Linked DNA regions of Homo sapiens: region 2 is linked to region 1. The links are chromatin loops, found by intact Hi-C in ENCODE. Cell type or tissue: PC-3. All regions are shown on one strand. Each heading gives the region's core, and the rest is flanking DNA. Links, peaks and the distances in the headings are about the cores only.

What was found. Hi-C counts contacts between places; a loop is a spot of excess contacts. Peaks named below come from ENCODE experiments on the same cell type or tissue, not always from the same donor. Only the 100,000 strongest peaks of a DNase experiment are listed, where the experiment ranks them.
Region 2: a loop joins it to region 1, with 2.9 times the contacts of the local background. A loop is called at or near these places in 22 of 110 quality-filtered maps.

Annotation. Positions count from the first base shown.
Region 1 is chr14:72,738,635-72,751,088 of GRCh38, forward strand. The region is part of intron 3 of DPF3 (double PHD fingers 3); the gene reads right to left. Among named protein-coding and RNA genes, the nearest start is that of DPF3, 150 kb to the right of the region's middle. RefSeq lists an enhancer at 3,448-4,405. In PC-3, for the core only: a CTCF peak has its summit at 7,445 (motif pointing right); DNase peaks (open chromatin) are centred at 7,107 and 7,497; H3K27ac peaks cover 858 bases.
Region 2 is chr14:72,898,177-72,910,630 of GRCh38, forward strand. It overlaps LOC107984711 (a long non-coding RNA gene), which reads right to left and starts at 10,166. Exons shown (of 3, transcript XR_001750998.1): 1 at 9,924-10,166; 2 at 8,297-8,382. It also overlaps the pseudogene LOC124903429. In PC-3, for the core only: CTCF peaks have their summits at 6,956 (motif pointing left) and 7,161; DNase peaks (open chromatin) are centred at 6,935 and 9,925.

The DNA of each region.
Region 1 (12,454 bases), core at 3,048-11,047:
GGAATCAGGAGAGGCTGGTCAGATGGTACAGAGTGTCAGTCAGACAGGATGAATATGTTCTGGAGATCTGTTGTACAGCATGGTGACTCCAGTTATTAGTAATGAAAATTGCTAAGAGAGTCAATCTTAAATGTTCTCATGCACACACAAAAAATGACAAGAATGTGGAGTGATAGATACATTAACTAGCTTCATTTAGTCATTTCACAATGTATATATATATTTAAACATCACACTGTATGCCATAAATATATATAACTTTTATTTGTCAATTATGCCTTAATAAAGCTCGGAGGGAATAAAAAAGTAAATAATAAAAATGCAGGCTGGGAGCAGTGGTTCACACCTATAATCCCAATATTTTGGGAGGCGAGGTGGGTGGATAACTTGAGGTCAGGAGTTTGAGACCAGCCTGGCCTACATGGTGAAATCCCATTTCTACCAAAAAAACACAAAAATTAGCCATGTGGGATCGTACGCACCTGTAGTCCCAGTGACTCGAGAGGCTGAGGTGGGAGAATCGCTTGAACCTGGAAGGGGGAGGTTGCAGTGAGCCAAGATCATGCCACTGCGCTCCAGCCTAGGTGACAGAGTGAGACTCTGTCTCAAAAAAAAAAAAAATGCATAGTGCAAAGAAATACAGACAACCAGAAAGTGCAAAAAGCTGCTCTGGGGTGAACTCTCAGCTCCATTACCCTAAAGCACACACTTGGCCTTGATCTCCTTATCTGTAAACCTGGGAGAACAAAACCCACTTCCCACTGTTGTTATGGGGCCAAAGGAGATAATACATATGAAGTGTCTGGCACAGGTGAGATGCTCAATAAGTATGAGCTCCCTTCTTTCCACCTCCTACAGTTTCCCTCTCCTTGTGCTTTTCAGCAAAAAAACCCTCACCTTTCTGACACTCTAAGACCACCAGATGTGGTGAGTGAGGCACAGCTAACCCCACCATGGGCATGAGCCCAGGGAGGATGGAAACAAACGGAATCTGAGGCAGGTAACAGGATGGAAGAGGCCAAGAATGAGACGCAGCTGGAAAGCAGACGCTGGTGCTGCTCCAAGTCCAGGGTGGCCATTGCTCCTGGAGCTTCGGGGGAAAAATCATGGCAGAGCCACAGTGGAAGATACCCTGCTTTATCCCTTCATTTGGCAAGTAATTATCAAGCACCTACTATGTATCGACTCTGTTCTAGGTGCTGGGGCAATGACTCTGAAGAAAAGAGACAAAAATCCCGGCCCTCATAGAATTTATATTCTAGCAAGAGAGAAACAATACATGAAGCAAACAAGTGAAACCTTCAGTGTGACAGATGGTAATCAGTGCTTTGGAGGAAAAACAGAGCCAAGGAGGAGAAGTTGGAGTGTCAGGGTGATGGGAGGGGGGTTACACTTTTAAATGTGGCCAGGAAAGTGCAAGCCTGAAGGAAGAGAGGGAGGGGGCTACGCTGACATCCAGGCAAAGACGTTCCAGGCAAAGGGGCCTTCAGCACAAAAGCTCTGAAGCCGGCCCATCTGCCTGGAGCACGGTGAGCCAGGGGGATGGTAGGAGACCAGCTTGGGGAGCTACAGGGGCATTGAAGGCCATGTAGGCACCTGCAAGAATGTTGGCGTCCACCCCAAATGCAATGGCAAGCCGCTGGAGGTGTTGAGCAAAGCATGATATAATGATGCCTACATGTTAACAGAATCACTCTGAGAATAAGTGAAGGGGGTCGGAGCAGATGTGGGGTGACCAGTGAGGAGTTACTGCAAAATGTATGTCGTCTCTTAATGAGTTTGGTGCTTGGGGAGGGAGCTATGCACGATATGGACAGAGCTCTGTCCTCATGGTACTAATATTGTGGTTCTCAGATGTGTCCTGGGGGCAGTAAGCACTGGGGAGCAGTGCCCTGAGCAGGGGGCTTCCCCACCAGTGAACCAGGATGGAGGCCAAGTGGAGAGGCTGGTGTCAATGCAAAGTGGGCAAAGGTGTGAAGCCACACCAGGGTGAGTCCACGGAGGAATGGCTCTTCAAGAAGAAAGTGGACCAGCCCAGGCCAAGGGCAGGGAAAAAGATCTAGCCACATGGGCCTGGCCTGGCATACCATGGTTTAACAGGTGTAGTAAAAGCAGAGAGGAGGCCTTCCCAGTTCATCTCTGTGCCCTGGGCCATGGGTGCCTCGGGGCTGAGTTCTGGGACATAGGAGTGAGGTCCTGCAAGCTGTGGTTCTGGTAAAGGTGGGTCCCACGGCCAAGTTCTAGGTCATCTATAGACTGGGGCCTTTTAAAAGGCTATAAGACAGAGCTGGGCATGGTGGCGCATGCCTGAATTCCCAGCTACTCAGGAGGCTGAGGCAGGAGGAGGATCACGTGAACACAGGAGTTCAAATATAGCCTAAGGAACACAGCAAGGCCCGTCTCTAAAAATAAATAAATAAATAAAATAAAATGAATAGACTCTAAGGCAGAATGAGTTGCCATTCTGGGCCAGATGGCACACACTTTTCCAGCGGGGCAGTGAGCTGTCTGCAGCAAATTCATTTTCGGTGTTGGGGACGGGAACTGTGTTGCAGAGACCCACCCAGCAGTGCAGTGTGGAGGTAGAATCACAGTGCCTCCTCACACTTGCCAAGTCCTCCACCCTCCATCCCACACGCCTCTCAGAATAACCCCGCAAAATCACCATGACCCACATCTCACAGATGAAGGACTGAGGCAGGAGTGGTTAGGAAATTGTCCAAAATCACACAGCCAGTGGCTGGAGGGATCTAGACTTGAACCTAGGCCTGTGATCCCTGTTTGGTGCCTGTCCTCCTGCAGAGCAAGGATATTTGGACAGGGAAGGCCCCTACAACCCAAAACCAAACAGCCAAGATGGCAACACTTGGGCCCCCCAGGCCAGGCTGGGAACCACAAGGGAAGCCAAGCTCAGCCACCCCAGGCCTCTCCTCTCTGGCGGAGCCTCCCTCATCTGTGAAGCAGAGATGATGAGAGCTAAGTCATGTTCTCCAAGGTTAAGATCAAACACCAGACATGTCTCTTTCCCTCATCCCTTTAGAAATCTTTACTGCCCATGTACTATGTGCCAAGCCTCATGCTGGGTGCTAGGGATACAGATGAAGAAACAGATGGGCCCTCGCCGTCAAGTTGTCCACCTCCCAGTGGGCAGAGGTACAGGTGAGCAGGCAATGGCATAACTGGGTGATCCCTCAGACTCACAACTCATGCTCTACACGTGGCTCTGCCAGGTCCCACTGCAAAACATGACCGTGGACACTCAGCAGCAGCCGTGCCACTGTCCTGCCCACTGCCTGCTGCCAGCCCACCTCCTCGGCCAGCCCAAGCTCCCAGAGCCCTGCAGAACACCAGCAGAGCTGGGGAACACGAGCAGAGCTGAAGTCACACAGACTTCGTCCCCCAGTCCCTGCTCCTTTCCTGAGACGGACAGGAAGGCAAAAGGAGCAGGTCCCTTCCAGCACGTAATAGCCACAGCCTGAGTGGGGGCTGCACGCCCTGCCCACCTCGCTCCAGCTCCCCTTCTCATGAGGCCAACCAGAGCTGACGAAGCTGCCGGTGCAGGCCTCCAGATGGATGGCTGCAGGCTCTGACACTGCAGGAAAGAGATAAATGACTGGTCATTTCCCCCTGATGCACTTGAAGGCATCCATTCTCCCAGCCGTACCAAGCTCAGGCAACCCCCACCGCCCAGAGACAGATAAGCACTGACAGATGGGGGTGGGAGCCGGAGCGTCCTTCCCCCTCGGAAGGACACAGCCAGACTCCTCTGCAGGCCGGGAGAAGGTCGCGTTGTCCATTGGCTCACACCTGGCTCGAGGCTCCGCGGGTCCCTTCCTCCATCTCCCCGTTCTTGCCCACCCCCGCCTGGCTCATCCATCTGAAGAGCACACGGCAGAGGGGGAAGGCTGGGGGCAGAAGGAGCCGCTGACAGGCTCATCAATCTCAGGTTACATGCTTGGCACCTCGGCGTTCCTTAAGTTGTTCCCGGATTGGGAGGGTGTCGCAGGAGCCAGGGGCACTGTCTTGAGGAGAAGAGAAATCGCACCGAACATCAGAGAGCAAATGGTGGAGAAGCCTGGAGACTATTAAAATGTGGGCCATGTACAAAAGCAGTAGGGAACTAATTAAGATGCAGGATTTTCAAAAGCTGGGGAAGTTGGCCGCAGCCTGCTCCCATCTGTAGAGTTCTGGCAGTTCAGCGCAGCAGGGACAGCACCCTGGGTGGGTGAAGTAGGCCTCACCACCCCTGCTCGAGCTGGCCAGACTCAAGTCCCTCCGCCTGGACCACCCCTTTGGGAGATACCCCTCTGCAGGTCCCTACGACTTGCTTGTTGGCCAGCCTGTGGCCCTCTCTGCTTTGGGACACCTTAAGCCACTGTCGTCTTCGGGGTGCATGCCCTCTTGTCTGAGTTTCCCCCAACGACATGGGATGGGGGCGATCATCCTGGTCGTTCATCCCCAGTCATTGAAGGACTGCCAAAAACAGAAAAAATACAAGAGAAAGAACACTATCCCTGGCTGCCCTCCCTCCCATCACCCTCGGAATTCGGCAAGGGTGGCAAAGAGCCACCCTGCTCCCCAAGAGTCCTGGAGCAGAAGGGATCGACAAGGCCTCAGGTGCATTCCAGGTACAGGAGGAGCGTCAACTGTAAAGCCCTTTTCATCTGCGGGTCCAGGATAAGTGAGTGTGTCGGGCCTTCAAGCAACATGGCAGCAGCTCCAGCAGGCTCCCCATAGGGAGCATCACCAGGATCCTGGCATCACCAGGATCCCCTGGGAAATTAGCTTCCTAATTCTGTGCCGCAGTTTCCCAACCTCTAAAATGAAGATAATATCTGTCCTAGACCATGGGGACCGAAGGTCTGGGGTTGAAAGATGCTAAATTGATCTAAGCAGACTATCTGGGCATTTACTTCAAGGGGACACAAGTAAAAGTTTGTTCCCAGCCTTTGTCTTTTCTTCATTCAAAAAAAAAAAAAAAAGGAAAAGAAAAAGAAAGAAAGTGAAGTTAAAGGCCTCTTTTTTAATCAGCTGGCTTTTGCCCAACATCTGCTGTGCTCCCAGGCCTTCTGGTGGATATTTACTCTCCACCTTTCTCTTCTGCCAGCTCCACTCCCCCTTCACAAGGACAGAGCCCTTTTCCTGGGGAGATGGTCCGGGGGAGGCCCCTTGCTGGCACCAGGCCCCTGCCCAAGTCTTTGTGTTGTAGAATTGTGATGTCTACATCATGAAACACCTTGCATTCGCCTCTGTGGCCAAGTGCAAGCTGCAGAGAACACTGAACTCAATTGTCAGTCACTGGGGAGAAATAATGTTGTGTGTGTTGTCCTTCAGATGCCCAGGCAAGTAGGAGGTTGCAAGATGTTTATTCAAGACTGACTAGAGGGGTGACATTTGGCAGGAGAAACACATAGGTCCAGGGACACTGAGAACACTTGCAAATTCCAAAGAGTTCTTCCCAGATCTCAGGCCCTTCCTATCCCCATGCAGACAGATTTTTATTTTCAGCAAATAATAAAGAAACAGAAGAGGGATGGTGCATTTACCACACTGAAGGGGTGAGGACAGCAGGACTGGGAGTCACTCCAGGAGGGAATAATTTCACCCAGGAACAAATGACTCGATGTCAGCCAAGACCCAGCTCCCCACTTTTTTTGAGCCAGGGCCTCCCTCTGTCACCCAGGCTGGAGGGCAGTGGTGCAATCATGGCTCACTGCAGCCACAACCTCGCGGACTTCATTGATCCTCCTACCTCAGCCTCCCTAGTAGTGTCACCCTACAGGTGCCCACCACCACACCTGGCTAATTTTTGTATTTTTTGTAGAGACAGGTTCTTGCCATGTCACCCAGGCCCAGCTCCCCACTTTCCAGCCTGAAAGGTCCACTCATCCCACATGAGCAAAGTGCTTCGGGGGACTGAATCAGAAAAGGATGGTTCTGTGGCACTGTCCTCAGATCTTCTCCAACAGCCCTCAAGATTCTTGAACGTGCACCCCCCACTCTTTGCCCTGACCTGGTTTCCTGACACAGCTCCGCAGACCTGAGCTCAGAGAAAACTCTGACCCTCGTTACCCCTGGACTTCGTTGCTGAAACCTGCCCATCACTGCTGGACTCAGGCAGGGACAGAAAGGAATACAGGAGGGACAAGCTGAATGTTGGCATAAATTTTTTGTGACATCTCCTCACTGTCCATAGGAGAGTCTGACGTGGAAAGAAACTCATGCCTTGAGACAATTCTGCTCCAGGCCAGTGGCCCCTCAGTCTCTTGAAGAGCAGGCAGACTATTCTCCCTCTTCCCGGAGGAGATGAGGACATGTCAGGGTGTGCTGACGGCAGAACCCAGGTGGGCTTCAACAGTACTAGGCAAAACTAGATTCCTGAGCATCCTCTGTCAAGGGGAGGTCACACCAGGAGGCTGGGAGGGAAGATGAGGAAAAGACAGGCATCCTCAGGGGGTGGGTGTGGAGGGGCACCATGGGTGGGTGGGTTGGTTGGTTGGGTTCTTTCCAACATAACTCAGCCTTCCAGTTTCCATAAATTTAAAGAGATGCAACCCAGGATGGACAAATTATCGTTCTTCAGCAAGTTTTGCCCAGAGGATTATATACAATGTTGTACAATTTGCTTTTTGTTGTGCAATTTGTTTTTTTTCGCCACTTAGCAATATATCTTTAACATCTCTCCATATTTTTTTTACTCATTCTTTTAAAGGACAAAATAATATTCCATTCATAGAATATACAAGTACTATATATTTAACTAGTCCTCATCAATGGATCTTCTGGAAGTTTCCATTCTTTGTTGTTATTACAAACCATGCCACAATAAAAAATATATACCCAATATATATTATATGCATATATTCATTTATAGAATAAGTTCCTAGCAATAGAATGTCTAGGTCAAAGAGCATGTGTGTTTTAAATACTGGTAGGTACTATTCATTGTACCTCAAAAAGGTCATACCAATTCCGTTGCAATGTGTAAAAAAGAGCCTCTCCCTCCATCTCCATCTCTGTTTCCCTCACCTGCTCCCCTCTCCTTGGGAAGGTCAGCCTCAGTCCACCCAGCTAATGATCCTCACCTCCTAGGAATTTGCAGCAAATTCTCCAGAGACTCTGGCCAATGACTCTATCCTGAGTCACGCGCGAAGTATCAGCCAAAAAACTGAGCTCTCCTTGAGCCCAAATCAAATGGAATAAAAATAAGAGATAGTTATTTTAAAATACTGTCCGAGTTAGCCCTGTTAACCCTCCTGAGGGAGGACATACCCCCAAAAAAGGGAGGAGTCCTCTCAAGTGGAAACTGCATTTTATGAATGATGAGGGCAGAGCCTCTGGAAGTTGGGCAGGTTGTGCCCTCAAAGGGACCCCCACCAGGTGCACAGAAGAGGGGCTGAGATCTAGCTCGTGCTCTACTAACCCACCAGAAAGGGCATCATACGTTTTGTAAACGTCCACCCCCCAGGGGGCACCACCCTCCACTTTTGCACAAACAAAACCATATGTGCTAGTCAAGGCCCTGGATGAAGTCACTCTTCTGAAATTTTGGCCTGTGCAAAAAATTCAAATGCAAACTTGCATCACCTCTGGGAAGACAGTGGGTACATTTCTTTGGCTGCGCTGTTTCTCATTCTCTAGATGGGCCCTGGCTGCTTGGAGGTACCAGGCTGAGGCTCGTTACCACTGACTCCAGGGCACTCCGACGGCCTCTTCATTCACCACCCGCAGCTGCAGGCTGGCATGGTGGTACATTCTGGGAGCCAGGTGCAGCCCCGGCTGTTCAGACTCAGAAGAGGATTGGGAAATGACAAGCATCTGCCCTAGGGTTTGTGGGGGTTGTTTCTGTGTTTTTAGCAGGCCTAGTAGTAGGTCTGTTTACCCAAAGAGGGGAACAAGTTCCTCTGAGAAGGTGCTCTGCCATGTGACAGTCACGCATTCCAGCCCCGGCTGTTCATTGCTTCTCAGCATCTGGGGGCTGGTGTGGAGGAATAAGCCTGCCTTGGGGGAACCCAACTTTTCCCCCGAGGGCGGATAATTGCAAAGGCCAGCACCTGTCTCTGCAGATGGGGTCCTTCCCCGGGACCCTGCCCATCCCTGGGGTGGACTTTCACCACTGGAAACCTGGTCTAGCCACTTCTGCCTCATGCTTGGGCAGAGGCTGAAGAAGCCTCTCAAATGATCACAGATACAAGACGCCATGTGCAGGTGGGGACTTGGCTATGGCAAACCGCTAGCCCTAGGTTCTTCCTTTCCCTTCCCCTCACATGTTACGGCAGGCCCGACAACGGGGCATGGCCAAAGCAGGCTGTGAACTCAGCTGCTCCACGTTCACCCACAGGCCAGGCATAAACACTGGCAGGCCCGTGTGCCCAAAGTAAATGTTTTTAGGCAGAAGGCACAAACACTCAAGAAATAGCTGCCTGCCTCAGTCCCACCAACATGGGCTCCTCAGATACATGAGCAGCACAACAAATTCTTCTTGGCTCTGTCCACAGTCTGATTTCTCTCACCTCTAAAATGGGCTCACAACCCTCTTACCTCTTCCTTCCCTCTCTACCTTCCAGGGCTATGGTAGGGACCAAGGAGCTGACATGAAAGAAAATGCTGCATGAACTACAGCATGCTCTTCGGACTCTGGTTATGATGATGATGATTAACCAGAGTGTCCCATCCCCTGGGTGGCAGCAATTGGTTGTGGGGGGGTAATAACCCCAGCCAGCTAATCTGTCCTTCCTAGGTCTTCTCTGCCACAGCTGTTGAGGGTGACTGCCTTTCTGCTGGGTGTGGTATGTGCTGAGACTGGAGCTGCTGGCAGCCCCCTCACTTACCCTATGAGGAGAAGAGAGTGTTAAAGGTACAGAGAGACTGGCTGGGTGTGATGGCTGATCCCTATAATCCCAGCATTTTGGGAGGCCCGAGGCAGGAGGATTGCTTGAGGCCAGGAGTTTGCAACCAGGCTGGGCAACATAGTGAGACCCCCGTCTCTACAAAAAAAAAAAAAAAAATAGCTAGGTGATATGGTTTGGCTCTGTGTCCCCATCCAAATCTCATCTTGTAGCTCCCATAATTCCCACGTGGGAGGGACCCAGTGGGAGATGATCAAATCATGGGGGAGGGTCTTTCCCATGCTGTTCTTATGATAGTGAATGGGTCTCACGAGATCTGATGGTTTTAAAAACAAGAATTTCTCTGCACAAGCTCTCTCTTTGACTCCTGCCATCCATGTAAGATGTGGCTTGCTCCTCTTTGTCTCCCCAGCCATGTGGAACTGTAAGTCCAATAAACCAGTTTCTTTTGTAAATTGCCCAGTCTCAAGTATGTGTTTATCAGCAGTGTGAAAACAGACTAATGCAGTAAATTGGTACCAGTAGAGTGGGGCATTGCTGAAAAGATACCCGAAAATATGGAAGCAACTTTGCAACTGGGTAACAGGCAGAGGTTGGAAAAGTTTGGACGGCTCAGAAGAAGACAGCGAAATGTGGGAAAGTTTGGAACTTCCTAGAGACTTGTTGAATGACTTTGCCCCAAATGCTGATAGTGATATGGACAATAAAGTCCAGGTTAGGGTGGTCCCAGATGGAGATGAAAAATTTGTTGGGAACTAGAGCAAAGGTGACTCTTGTTACATTTTACCAAAGAGAATGGGGGCATTTTGCCCCTGCCCTAGAGATTTGTGGAATGTTGAACTTGAGAGAGATGATTTAGGGTATCTGGTGGAAAAAATTTCTAAGCAGCAAAGCATTCAAGAAGTGACTTGGGTGCTGTTAAAGGCATTCAGTTTTATAAGGGAAGCAGAGCATAACAGTTTGGAAAATTTGCAGCCTGACAATGAAATAGAAAAAAAAAATCCATTTTCTGAGGAGAAATTCAAGCTGGCTACAGAAATTTGCATAAGTAATGAGGAGCCCAATATTAATCCCCAAGACAAAGGGGAAAATGTCTCCAGGGCATGTCAAGGGTCTTCACGGCAGCCCCTCCCATCACAGGCCTGGAGGTTTAGGAGAAAGAAATGGTTGTGTGAGCCAGGCTCAGGGTCCTTCTGTTATGTGCAGCCTAGGGACTTGGTGTCCTGTGTCCCAGCTGCTCCAGCTGTGGCTGAAAGGGGCCAACATAGAGCTCAGGCTGTGGCTTCAGAGGGTGCAAGCCTCAAGCCTTGACAAATTCCATGTGGTGTTGAGCCTGTGAGTACACAGAAGTCAAGAACTGAAGTTTGGAAACCTCTGCCTAGATTTCAGAAGATGTATGGAAATGCCTGGATACCCAGGCAGAAGTTTTCTGTAGGGGTGAGGTCCTCATGGAGAACCTCTGCTAGGCAGTGTGAAAGGGAAATGTCGGGTGGGAGCCCCCACACAGAGTCCCACCTGGGGCACCACCTAGCGGAGCTGTGAGAAGAGGGCCACCATCTTCCAGATCCCAGAATGGTAGATCCACTGACGGCTTGCACCTTGCACCTGGAAAAGCCGCAGACACTCAATGCCAGCCCATGAAAGCAGCCAGGAGAAAGGCTATACTCTGCAAAGCCACAGGGGTGGAGTTGCCCAAGATCATGGGAACTCACCTCTTGCATCAGCATGACCTGGATATGAGACATGGAGTCAAAGGAGATCATTTTGGAGTTTTAAGATTTGACTGCCATGCTGGATTTTGAACTTGCATGGGGCCTGTAGCCCCTTTGTTTTGGCCAATCTCTCCCACTTGGAATGGCTGTATTTACCCAGTGCCTGTACCCCCATTGTATCTAGGAAGTAACTAACTTGCTTCTGATTTTACAGGTTCATAAGCAAAAGGACTTGCCTTGTCTTGGATGAGACTTTGGACTGTGGACTTCTGAGTTAATGCTGAAACGAGTTGAGACTTTGGAAGACGGTTAGGAAGGCATGATTGGTTTTGAAATGTGAAGATATGAGATTTGGGAGGGGGCAAGGGCAGAATGATATGGCTTGGCTCTGTGTCCCCAGGCAAATCTCATCTTGTAGCTCCCCTAATTCCCACGTTGTGGGAAGGACCCGGTGGGAGATGACTGAATCATGGAGGTGGGTCTTTCCCATGCTGTTCTCATTCTAGTGAATGGGTCTCACAAGATCTGATGGTTTTAAAAACAAGAGTTTCTCTACACAAGCTATTTGCCTGCTGCCATCTGGGGAAGTTGAGGCTGCAGTGAGCTGTGATCGTGCCACTGCAGCCAGGGTGACAGAGTGAGACCCTGTTTAAAAAAAAAAAAGAAAAGAAAAGAAAAAAAAGTAAGAAAGAGAGAGAGAGGTAAAGAGAGACATGTAGCCCTCACTACGCTCACTATGCTTGAGCACCTGGATGTAGCTATGCCTGAAGCCAGATAAACCCTGGGATTTACTGGTACATGAGCCAACTTTCCTTTTTCTGCTTAAGATAGTTTGACTTGAGCTTCCAATGTTTATGACTAAAGGAATTCCAACTATCTCTTGGTTATTTTAATAATTTATATATTAGTTTTATGATCATAAAATAAAGTTTTTAAGAGAAGAAGCCTGGCTAAAGTTTCTTTAAGTTAGTATACCTATCAATAGTATGAGGAAGCAGAAAAAGTATTGAACAGGGAAATCAGGCAACCTAGATTCTCTGCTGGACCCACAAAAATTGCTGTATGACTTTGAACAAGTTTCTTAAACTGTCTAGACTCCAATAAAATAAAGAATCAGAGTTAGTGATATCTAAGGTATCGTATAGTGCTAAAAGTCTTTGCTTCTATAAAAGAAGACCTAATTAGTCTGATATAAATTGTTCTTAACCAAGACTTTTTATAGAAATGTTAAGAATAAAGACTAATAATTTAAAACATGTCAAGCACTTATAATAAAACCCTTTAAATTGACAACTTACATATGAGACGTCCTCATATATACATGCAAAATATTCATTGCATCACTCACTGGTTAAATTGGAAAATTTAGAAACAAAAATTGAGAACAGCCCGGTTAGACAAATTCATACAATGGAATATTATGTAATTACAAAAACGAAATGAAGAAACTTTATATTTTGCTGTGGACAATATCTAAGGCACATTTTTAATTGAAAAGTGCAAAATCCAAAGTGGTTGTGCTGTGTAAAAAGAGGAGGGAAAGTCAGATAGATTTAATTCCTGGTGCATGCATGGATTATCTCTTGAAAGAATCTCAAAAAAAAAAAAAAAAAAAAAAAAAACCTGCTACCACTGATTACCTTTGGAGAGACTGGGTCTTATTTTTCATGATACAGTATATCCTTTTATCTTTTGAATGTCAAAATATGTGACTGCCAGGCACAGTAGCTCCTGCCTGTAATCTTAGCACTCTGGGAGACCGAGGCAGGAGGATTATCTGAAGCCAGGAGTTTAAGACTAGCCTGGGTAGCATAGTGAGACCCTGTCTCTACAGAAAAGACAAAATTAGCCAGACATGGTGGCATGCACTTGTAGTCCCCACACACTGAGGAG
Region 2 (12,454 bases), core at 2,744-10,743, 160 kb after region 1:
CTCGGCTTACCACAACCTTTGCCTCCCGGGTTCAAGCGATTCTCCTGTCTCAGCCTCCCAAGTAGCTGGGATTACAGGCACCTGCCACCACGCCCAGCTAATTTTTGTATTTTTAGTAGAGACAGGGTTTCACCATGTTGGCCAGGCTGGTGTCGAACTGCTGACCTCAGGTGATCCACCCACCTCGGCCTCCCAAAGTGCTGGGATTACAGGCATGAGCCACCACACCCAGCCCCCATCCCTCTTTACTCCTAAAAAGTTTGAGGGCTGTTTCAGCAGACAACACAAAGCTATAAGAAACCCATCCAGAAGCAGGAAAGAATGGCATTTCCGTAGCAAGTGCCAACCTTTCCAGCTGACTTTTTAAAGGCACATGTAAACATGAGAGAGAAGTAAGAGAAGGAGACACAGGCCTTCCAAACAGCCAAAGAGTTCATTTGAAAGAGGAAGTGTGCCACAAAAGCCATCCAAAACAAATGCAGTTCCTAATGGACTTCAAGAGCTGAAGGGGTTTTAAGTCCCATGGGGATTAAAAACAAGAACAAGCTCACCCTCAATCCCTCCGTCCATCCACAGAGCAACCAGCCATGGCCTCAGCGACTGGTTGGCTGTGCTGGTTCCCTGAGATCCAGAACCAGCTCTGATATGTTCCTCCAGGCACTGAGCTGAAGAGGAAGAGGAATCCTTTGGAAGAAAAGGGAGCATCAAAACTGCGATCTAATTTTCTCTGTTCCTGGGGGAATGTTGGGAGAGGAGTTTTTAGGCCCTTCACAGTATCTCAGTGTGTACAAACACACACACACAATCAATTTCTCAGGATGCGAGATGCTCCTGGGGTAGTCCTTTGAAACCTCATAATTCAGGGCAGAGTCAAATAGAATCAATGTTTACTGCTGCTCACTAACTTAGTTCATTCATTCATTCATTCATTCAGTCACTGGAGGCTTTCTCTAAGGGAGGCATTGCGCTAGGCACAGGTGGCAAAATAAAAATAAACCAGATGTGGAAACAATTCTCAAAAAGCAATTTCCATCCATCTGGAGACAGAATAAAGACAGTAGGCCCAACCCTGTGAGCAAGTAGAGCAATTACTTGATGTGACTTAAAAGGAAGCAGCAGCCTGCCCAGCCAGTCTTCTTTTCCTGGCCTGGTGCCCGTAATCCAAAGGGTTCATCCTTGAGTGTTTGTTGAATGCATTCACTCCTTTGGGTTTTCAAGGTTTCAAGGTATTGAGATTTTCACAGATTTGTACAAAACAAAGGAGAAGAAGGAGAAGTGATACATATCAAAGAACGTCAGTGGAGGGAGGGGGTAGTTCTTGAGCATTTCTAACGCTGGTCGAGGGAAAGACTTCAAGGAGAAGGTCATATTTAAATTGGGCCTTGCTTGGGGAGCTCTTAGAAATAAGCCAAGGGGTGAAAGGCCTTCTACACCAAAACCATAACCTAGCAACAGCTAATTCATATAGCAAATATTTGTAGATTATCTACTGCTGGGCCTTGGAGTACAGAAAGACCTAAGAAAACCCCCATAACCCCACTTTAAAGGGATCATATTTGAGAGATGGGGTGGGAGGAGAAGGCAGTTACAAGGCAGAAACAGGAAGCCACGGAGCTCAGGGCACTGTGGGGCTGGATGAAGAGCACCTGCCAGAACACAGAAGGTCAGGATCGTCTTCCTAGAAGAGCTGATGCCTGAGCTAAGTCCCGGATGACCTGGAGGAGGAAAGGGTGTCCCTACAGAGATGGCAGCACCTTCAGGGAAGTGGGAGAGGGCACTGTGATTTCAAGAGATCCCTCTGGTAGGAAGGTAATTTATGCAGAGGGATGAGTGAGACAGAGAAAGCAGAAGCAAGGAGCGGGTGTTATTGCTAAAAAATGTGTTTCATCTGGGAGGCCATCAGGCAACACCAAAAGATTTTAAGCTAGGAGTGAAAATGAAGACATCTGCCTTTTTTTACAAGTTCATTCCAGCAGCAGCATGACCATGGATTGAAAGCTGAGCTGCAGGCCTGGGAACCTGTTAAGGGGCTGTGGCAGCCCAGGATGAGGTATACAGGGCAGAATCAGTGGCTTCTAAGGAAGTAGAATCGGCAGGACTTGGTGACTGGCATGCTGTGGGTTTGAGGGACACAGGAGGGGCCCTGGATGATGCACCTGGGAATGGACATTGGTCAGCTTGGTCTTGACTGGAGAAACACACAGTCAAGGCCAAGGCCTGAGGGCTGGAGGCCAATGAAGCACTGAGATTTTCTGTCATGGAGCAGGGGTTTGCCTTACTAGAAAACCTTAATCCTCCATCCCCAACACTTCCCTAATGTTGGTATAAATCTATCCCCTGGGGCAATGGTGGGTAACCTAGGCTGAGAGGCTGTGAGAGGCTGAGATTGTCTTAATATCCCCCTCCACGCAACAGTGCCAGCTTTCCTTCCTCTAAGGACTTCACCTTCAGTGGGAGCCTCTTCCAAATTCCCTTCTTCTAATCCCCATCCTTTCCTTTACGACATGCTCTGAATTGATTTAAAGGAGTTTCCCTCCTGGGTGGTTGCATTTTAAGAGGGAATTCTAGGACACCTCAAAACCTACACAAGGAAGGGATTAAGACTTCATAAGATACACAGTACACACACACTCTCTCTCTCTCACACACACACACACACACACGTGCATAAGTAGTGGCTTGATTAGAACCTCAGACACCAGGAAAGCCAGCAGATGGAATATTTTTACACAGGAGGTTTCTCCACTCAAATCACACAGAGTAATCACAGTCTACTCTAAAGACCAGCCCCAGCCCCCTTCTCCCTCACTAACACCAGACCATCTCAAGTGGGCCTCGGGTCTTCTTCCTGATAAAGCCACTGGTTGCAGAGCTCTCATGGGGTCTATTTATTTAAGATGGCTAACTCTCCTCTCTCTCTTCCACCCTCCTCTACCTGCCAAGTCCACATTTTCCAAGTCCTCCTTCAGCCCACCCACATGGACACCATATCTGAAATCCTGGTAGTTCTTCTGTCCTAAGTCAAAGCAACTGGCAAGGCCTCCTGCAGACAGGGACAGAATGGAACAGGAGAAAAACACTGTCCCTTATTACCACCATGGGGAGTGACCAAGACATGCATGAACAAAATTCCTTAAAACTATACATACATGTGAAGAAAGAAAATTCACCCCTTGGCCATTTCTTGGTTAGAGAAGCTTTTTTTCATCTGCAAAGGTGGATGCCTCAAAGGCCCCCAAAGAGGGCTTTCTACAGGGTGTTGCTTTAAGTGTGGTGACACTCCCAGGCACCTGTTTCCCTCACTCACAACATTTACATGACCTCAGGCTTCTACTCTGTCATTAGTCAGGAATCATCCAGGAGAAGTCTACAAGCCAAGCACAGGAGGGCATATTAAGTCTTGTTGTCCTGCAGATATTTACACCACCATATAAAAATAGGTGACCGCAGCAGGAGAGATGGATGGAAGCCACGGAACCTAAAATGTCCCCCACTCTGGCAAAGAGGGAGACAGAGGCCTGCTGAAATAAAGCAGGTGTTTTCTGTTCTCAGACAGCCTCGGGCAATGAACTCTGGCCTGTATAGTTGCAAAAGGACCTCAACTCCATGTTTATGCTACTCCAGAGGAAAAGAGAAGAAGGTGAGCAAATGTTCCTAAAGCCCACAGAGGGCCCTGTGCATTTTAAATGCATCTAAGCCAACAGGGCAGCCAGGCTGAGGACAACTTCTCCAATGCAGCAATGGGTTCTGGGACAGAGGCACAGCCCAGAGAACCCCGAAGTAAATAAAGATAGAGGAAATGGAGCAGGGAAAATCAGCGAGGTGGGACTGCTGAGAGAAGGGAAAAAATGGAAGTAATTGGTTCTGGTAAGGGGAAAGGCGAAAAATCCAATAAAATGGGACTATTAAAGACCTAAGCAGCAAAGGAAATTTATTTTCTGTACCTGGAATCCCAAAGTCATCAGATGCTCTTTGTTCTCACCAATCAAAGGATAACACGACTTATTGTGTCCATGTACAACAGACACATATTTGTATTGTCACCATATTGTAATAGTTGTAACTCAATGACAATTCTGAAAGTGAGGGCTATTTTCTAGACACAAGTGGGCTCATTAACAGCGACTCTGAAAGCCACCATGTTTCTAGAAAGGCTTTTGATAAAGCTGATGGTAAACATTTTAATCGTAGCCATTCAGTAGCTTAAATCTAACACTTATTTGGATTAAATATATCTCAAGTTAGGCACTTGCTGCTTTGGGTTTTTGCACAGTTTTATGAATAGCTCTATTAAAATACTTGTATTTTAGTACATCTCATTTTCTGTTTTCCTATCCCACAAGGTGTAGAGGCCAGATAGGACACCTTAAATCTCCAGAGTCTGGCCCAAGGCCTAGCAGATGGTTAATAATTGGTAGTTGCAAGAATAAGTAAAAGCACAAATTACTAAATCTAGTGATATAAATCCCTCCCCATTAAAAAAAAAAAAAAAAAAAAAAAAAAGCTAGGCCCAGCCAGGTGGCTCACACCTATAATCCCAACGGTTTGGGAGACCAAGACAGGGAGGATGGCTTGAGGCCAGGAGTTCAAAACCAGCCTGAGCAACATAGTGAGACTCTCTCTCTATTTACAAAAAAAAAAAAAATCTACTCCATACCTACTAGGTGGCTAAAATCAAAAAGTCAAAAATAACAATTGTTATTAAGAACAGAGAAATGGAGAAATCAGAACCCTAATATGCTGATGGTGTAATTGTAAAATGGTCCAGCTGTTTTGGGAAGCAGTCCAGCAGTTCCACAAATGACTAAACATAGAGTTACCATGTGACCCAGCTATTCCACTCCTAGGTATATCTCCAAGAGAAATGAAAACATATGTCCACAAAGAAACAGGACATGAATGTTTATGGCAGCATTATTCACAATATCCAAAAGGTGGAAGCAACCCAAATGTCCATCAGCAGACAAATAGATAAGCCAAAGGTGGTGTATCCATACAAGAGAACATTATTTCGCCGTAAAAAAAAATAAAAGTACTGTTACATGCTACAATACAACATGGATGAATCATGAAAACATAGTGCTAAGTGAAAGAAGCCAGTCACAAAAGACTGCACACTCTATGATTCAATTCTCATGAAATTCCAGAATATGGAAATCCACAGGGCCAGGAAGGAGATTAGTGGTTACTCAGGGCTGGAGACGGCAAGTGTGTGGGAATAGGAGGGGGACAGCTGAACGATATGGGGTTTCTTCTCGAGGTGATGAAAATGTTCTCAAATTGACTGTGGTGATGGCTGCACATATCTCTGGATATACTAAACACTATTGAACTGTGTACTTTGTTTGTTTGTTTGTTTTTAGAGACAGTATCTCACTATGTTGCCCAGGCTGGACTCCTGGGCTAAAGGATCCTCCCACCTCAAGTGACCACAGCAGGAGAGATGGATAGAAGCCATGGAACCAGCTTTGTACACTATAATGCCCAGCTTTGTACACTATAAGTGGGTAAATTTTATGGTATATGAATTATATCTCAATTAAGCTATTTTTAAAAATTCTCTACTCATAATAAATACCAGAAATTTCTGTGGCTATTTTCTCCTTTAGAACTGTGTTAAACAGGTAGAAAATGGAGACTATTAGAAGAGATTCAATTTTCAATTTGGTGCTTCTATATTTATATGAAGCCTGAAGGCTGAGGTGGGAGGATTGCCTAAGTCCAGAGGTCAAGGCTGCAGTGAGCCATGATTACACCACTGTACTCCAGCCTGAGCTACAAAGCAAGACAGAAAAAAAAAAAAAAATCTTGTATATTAGCTACTCTGGAGTGACTCCTCAAATGAAGTCTCACAATGCGGGCTGAACTGAGAACCTGTTTTACTTAATGACCAAAGCTACTCCTACCTCAAATTTGGGTTTCTTTTAAGTTCTGAGATATAGTGCGGGTAGGAGGGACAATTCCATCTGAATTGAGGTCCTTTTTCAGTTTTATAATGTCTTTAGCTAGTTTTGATCATGAATTATGAATTTTGGATAAACTTTCATGTGACAAAACCAAGGAACAAAAACAAGGAATATGACTGGAAGCACTGATGACAATATCAAATAGTATAAAAGTCTAAGGAAGGAGGGTGGTAGTGGAGAAAGAGAAATCCAAAAACCCTAGAACTGAATCCCAGCTTGACTACTTCCAAGGTACACAACCTCTGGCAGGTGACTTGACCATGAACCTCAGTGTACTCATCTGTAAAATGGGGCTATTCATACCAGCTTCTGCATGTGATACTGTAAGTGACATAAAGAAGAGTAACTGACACACAGTCAACACTTGAGAAATACTTCTCCCTTCTTCCCAGATAGAAAATGCAAAATTGAGAACTCGTTGATGCTGAACAGGAACAAAGAAGGGAAAGAACAGATGACAAGGAATGGTGGAGTTAGAGGGAGTCTGAGTTAACAGAATGAGACCAAACAAATTCATTGTAGCCAGATAGTCCTGGACCAAAATGGGAGATAAGGCTTGCCTGTGTTCAAGGAAAAGGGGCATTAGACAAAACAGAGAGCAAAATGAGAACCGGACTGGTCTGTCTGTAAGCCTTTTGAGGTTTAGAAAGGAGCCAGTCCTTTCGAGAGCTTCATGCTGAGATATTCTGGAATTAGATAGGGATGTGGTGGATGACAGCAGGATGGGATTAAATGCAACAACCAGGATATGCAATTACTAACAAGTTACTCACTGTTCTCAGGGATAGTCCAAAAGCCTGGGTTTTAGGAAAGCAAGCCTTAATGGAAACAAACCAACGTCTAGTCCACATTAGAGTGTCTCCTTCTTTGATGCCCCATTGGGAGGAGGATGAAGTTGTGCAACTGTTTTTTGCTGAAGAGTAAAACAAGTTTTCAAACAGTGCCCTAAATCCCAGTGCCCAAATTTGTTACTGGCAATTGGGCGCCCTCTAGTGTCAGTGAGCAGGGATGCCACCCTTTGAAAGTCATAAAGTTGGGAAATCCTGTTGGGTTCCAGCTCTAGAAGGAACTGCCAAACAGCAATATTTACATGGGTACCTGGAAGGCAGGAAAAGGTTGAAGGAGCACCACTATGACACAAACGAGTTCTTCTGTCAAGAAGTTCTGGAACATAGTAAGTATTCATGAGATGTTTGTTGAAAGTGAATGACAATTAGGTCCATGACAGACAGTCCTGCATTAATGCCCCATCAGGATATTGACATGTAAAGAATACACCACCTGTCAAACCGATGCAGCAATGAAAAACTTGACTGCTCAGATCTTAGGATACTTTTTTTTTTTTTTTTTTTTTTGAGACAGAATCTCACTCAGTCACCCAGGCTGGAGTGCAGTGGTGCGATCTCAGCTCACTGCAACCTCCGCCTCCCGGGTTCAAGTGTTTCTCCTATCTCAGGCTTCCGAGTAGCTGGGACTAGAGGGGGGCCATCACGCCTGTCTAATTTTTGTATTTTTAGTAGAGACAGGGTTTCGCCATTTGCCCAGACTGCTCTCCAACTCCTGGCCTCATGTGATCCGCCCGCCTCAGCCTCCCAAACTGCTGGGATTACAGGTGTGAGCCACCATGCCCAGCCAGATCTTAGGATACTTTCTGAGTGATATAGTTGAGTAAGAACCATGGCTAGATCACTTAGCTGAAATTAAAGAAATTACTCCACTGGATCAACCAAAATATACATGTTGTAACAAAAGTAAATCCTCTTGGCCAGGTGCAATGGCTCACGTCTGTAATCTTGGCACTTTGGGAGGCCAAGGCAGGCGCATCACCTGAGGTCAGGAGTTCGAGACCATCCTGGCCAACATGGCGAAACCCTGTCTATACTAAAAATACAAAAATTAGCCGGGTGTGGTGGCACATGCCCGTAGTCCCAGCTACTCAGGAGACTGAGGTGGGAGAATGGCTTGAACCTGGAAGGCAGAGGTTGCAGTGAGTGGAGATTGCACCACTGCACTCCAGCTTGGATGACAGAGTGAGACTGTGTCTCAAAAAAAAATAATGAATTAATTAAGTCCTCTTTATAATTCCTCTTTTCCTTGCTGAGCTTTGGTGAGTCCATCTGCAAATTCAAGGGGAGCAGAGACTTTCCTCTAAGAAAAGATGACCTGTGATCCTGCATACCATTAGAGCAGTAAAACATGTTCAAGTTATTTCTCACCTATGCTGAGTCAGATGGGGGGAAAAAGATGCCCACTTCCATAGCCAGAGCTGTTTTTGCATCAGATCTGTTATTCATTGAGAGCAGAAGAAAAAATTAACCTCACACACTTACCTCAAATTGTTTGCCCATCTAGTTCGTTTGTTGCCAGAAACTTAGATTCAGTAGACTCAACAGCACATGAAGCAAGAATTCCCGAACTATTCCAGTTTTGCCCAGAAGGAATGCAAGGCATGAGAAGAAAAAAATTAAAAAAAAAAAAAAAACAGCCTTAGTATGCACTGATCCAGTTTGCTCATAGTGCCCCGATTGCTGGGGTAGCCAGCAATGCTTTGGAACCTGCCTTCTCCCTGCTGCAAGAACTTGGAGAGACATTCCCTGTGCAACCCCTGTGCAAATATAAGACATGCACCATGCCACTTTCATTTTGTTTCTTTTATTTTTTCATCTTTTTTTCTTTTTGTTGCTTACACCTGTAACAAAACTGCAACCCACACTACTTTCTTTGCTCATGAAACCTACAACACCTTCTGCTTCTTCCTTTGTGAATGCCATGTTGTACCTGTAGCCTATATCTATGTCCCCTGAATGGTCAAGTACCTGAACTTGAACATCCAGCAGAATGGCCTCAAATGTTATTTTACAGATTAGCCCTGCCCTGCCTTGTGGAAAAGCCCCAGAGGCCACACCTACCCATGGCTGATGTTTCAAATGACTATTCATTTGTCCCGGAAGTCACAGACAGATTTATGCCTCAGACACTCTGCAAAGAGGTACCCAGAGCACAGACTGAAAACTCAAATAATTATTCCCAATCTTCTTTCTGGGATCAGGAGAATAAATGGAGAGCAGATGCCTTAAATGCATCAAGAGCACATGGTGCTGCTGGAAAAGGGGTGCAAATCTGTCCCCCACACAAAGCCCTTTAGGAAAGGATGTCCAAGCACTCTGGAACTTACTCTACATTTCTAAAAGCGGGGTGAATCCCAAGGGGCTGGGCCAAGCCTGGGGGCGCTTTTGCATGCAGACCAGCCACTAGAGCAGGACCTGGTCTCCCAAGAGAGTCAGGGTCTCGCTGTCTTGCCCAGGCTGGTCTTGAAATCCTGCTGTCAGAGGCGTGTGAACCAGAGCAACTCCATATTAAATAGGAGCTGGGTAAAATGAGGCTGAAACCTACTGGGCTGCATTCTCAGTAAGCTAAGGTATTCTAAGTCACAGGATGAGATAGGAAGTCAGCATAAAATACAGGTCATAAAGAACTTGCTGATAAAACAGGCTGCAGTAAAGGAGTCGGCCAAAACCAAAATGGTGATAAGAGTGACCTCTGGTCGTCCTCACTGCTACACTCCCACCAGCGCCATGACAGTGTACAAATGCCACGGCAACGTCAGGAAGTTACCCTATATGGTCTAAAAAGGGGAGGCATGAATAATCAACCCCTTGTTTAGCATATCATCAAGAAATAACCATAAAAATGGGCAACCAGCAGCCCTCAGGGCTGCTCTGTCTATGGAGTAGCCATTCTTTTATTCTTTTACTTTCTTAATAAACTTGCTTTCACTTTGCAAAAAAAAAAAAAAAAATTCTAAACGTGAGGCAGGTAGGCGAGCATTAGGAGTAGAAAGTCAGGCTCCCAGCTGGCTACCATATTTAACTGGTTTCTATTTTAAGTAAGGACTATAAGGAAAGAGGTGGGAGACAGGGCAGAGCCCCGCATGTGCTCTGCAGGAGCATTACTCACCAGGTCATTACTCACCAGGGCGCTTTTAAAATCTGGGAGCCCTGCAGGGGGTTTCCTTTGCAGGCTCACAGCTAATGTAGAAGAATGAGGGCTTCTCTTCTCCTGCCTTCTTTTCAGGGCTCCTAACCTTCCAACGCCCAGAGTGCTCTCCCAGTGGGTGGGTCAAAATAGCTTACCCAGAACTCCAGGAGGAAGAGAGGAGGAGATGCAGAGTTGGTAATGGCACTCCAACATTCTGATGGCAGAACTGAAGAGGTTAAATAGGTGGTGGGACATCGTAACATGAAACAATAGTTCAAATCCAATAGCAAAACCTCTTAATTCATCCTCATAACATGATATCATAAAAGGCCCTTTTATTAGTTCTTAGAAAAAGATATTCTTGGCCAGTCGTGGTGGCACACATCTGTAATCCCAGCACTTTGGGAGGCCGAGGCAGGATAATCACTTGAACTCAGAAGTATGAGACCATCCTGGATAACATGGCGAAACTGTGTCTCCACAAAAAACACAAAAATTAGCCAGGTGTGGTGGTGTGCACCTGTAATCCCAGCTATTCAGCAGGCTGAGGCAGGAGGATCACTTGAGCCCAGGAGGTCAAGGCTGCAGTGAGCTATGATTGTGACATGCACTCCAGCCTGGGCAACACAGTGAGAACTCATCTCAAAAAAAAAGAAAGAAATGAAAAAGAAAAAGGCATTCCTGATGGAACCTGCTAGACATCCATGGAGCTAAACTTTCTATTTGTGCTATCCCAAATAGAAAATCCATAGTGCCTGATTTTATTGTAAAACACATTTATTTAAAGAAATCAAAAGTTTTTTCCACATCCTATTAAATCCCTAAATCTCATTATAAGTTGACTATAAGTAACCATTGATTGAATTTTGCCATCAAATAGAATTTAGTGCCCTCAAGTTCACAGCATTGGGTGAAGTATTATACACAAAGTAATTCAGACAATATCTCAGAATCTTAAACTATATCAATACCCTATATTACATTATAAACCATTTCCAAAAAACTTTTTGTAAAGTGCTTCCTGTTCAAGCAGACAGCTGAGCCCAACCAATGAGAAAGGATTCATCATAATAATAAGAGTCACATTGAATACTGCTTCCCAAGTGCAGACACTGTTCTAAATTGCTTTATCCAAATGAGCCTGTGTAAGCCTCTCAACAGCTCCTTAGACATACTCTCAGGATCCTCATTTTACTGGCAGGAAATAAAAGGATGACTGTAGAAGCAAACTTAGAGTAACTAACAGCCTCCACTTAAAACTAGGTCAACAAGTTTGCCAATCTCTAAACTCCAGTCCAAATAACTTTTTTTTTCCACGTCAGACGGGTAATATGCCAACATCATAACAAGCTCACACATGCGCGTGAAAACCCAATCATCACGCTTATGAACTACAAAAGGATTCAAATAGCTCTTCTTTCAAGTTCAAAACACAAAAATGAATTTTACTCTCAAATCTAAAATTTGCAACACCAGGTTTGTCATATCACACAAAGCTATTTTCATTAGCTATCTGAAAAGCAGGGAAGAAACCTTTTTCTCAGTCGAATAAAACCACACATACCTTTGAAGCAGCAGGCAACCGTCAGTGCCCCTACTGTTGGAGAAGCCTCTACTCCTTTTATTTGATTTTTTTTTTTTTTTTTTTGAGACAGAGGGTCTCACTCTGTCACCCAGGCTGCAGACTCATTCTCCCAGGCTCAAGTGATCCACCCACTTCAGTCTCCCACGTAGCTGGGATGCACCACCACACCTGTCTAATTTTGTTCATTTTTTTGTAGAGACAAAGTCTCACTATGTTGCCCAGGCTGGTCTCAAACTCCCGGACTCAAGGGATCCTCCCACCTCAGCCTCCCAACTTGCTGGTATTACAGGCGTGAGCCACCCCTCCCAGCTCCTCTTTTTCCTTGATACTGTTCTTTTTCCTCTCTTGGCCTTTCTGCCGCTTTGACATTCCCCTCTGGGGAAGGTGGGGAATTTCAAAACCAGTTTACCATGGTGCATCTCCCGCAAGGAAAAAAACAAATACCAAAATATCAAACTTCTACTAAAAGTTTTTAAAAGTTTACCTAAGGCCAAGCACGATGGCTCATGCCTGTAATCCCAACACTTTGGGAAGTCGAGGTGGGCGGGTCACTTGAGGTCAGGAGTTCGAGACCAACCTGGCCAACATGATAAACCCCATCTCTACTAAAAATGCAAAAATTAGCCCGGCGTGGTGGCTCATGCTTGTAATCCCAGCTACTAGGGAGGCTGAGGCAGGAGAATTGCTTGAGCCTGGGAGGCGGACGCTGCAGTGAGCCGAGATTGCACCACTGCACTCCAGCCTGGGTGACAGGGTGAGACTCTGTCTCAAAAAAACAAACAAACAAAAAAAGTAAGTTTACCTAAAGCAGCAAATGATTCTGCTTACACAGTAAAGCCATCAAAGAGATGGGCAGTGGCAAATGTATGTGTGACTTTAAACCTTTTCCCAACTGCCCCATAATCCACAATGGAGGTAATACTTC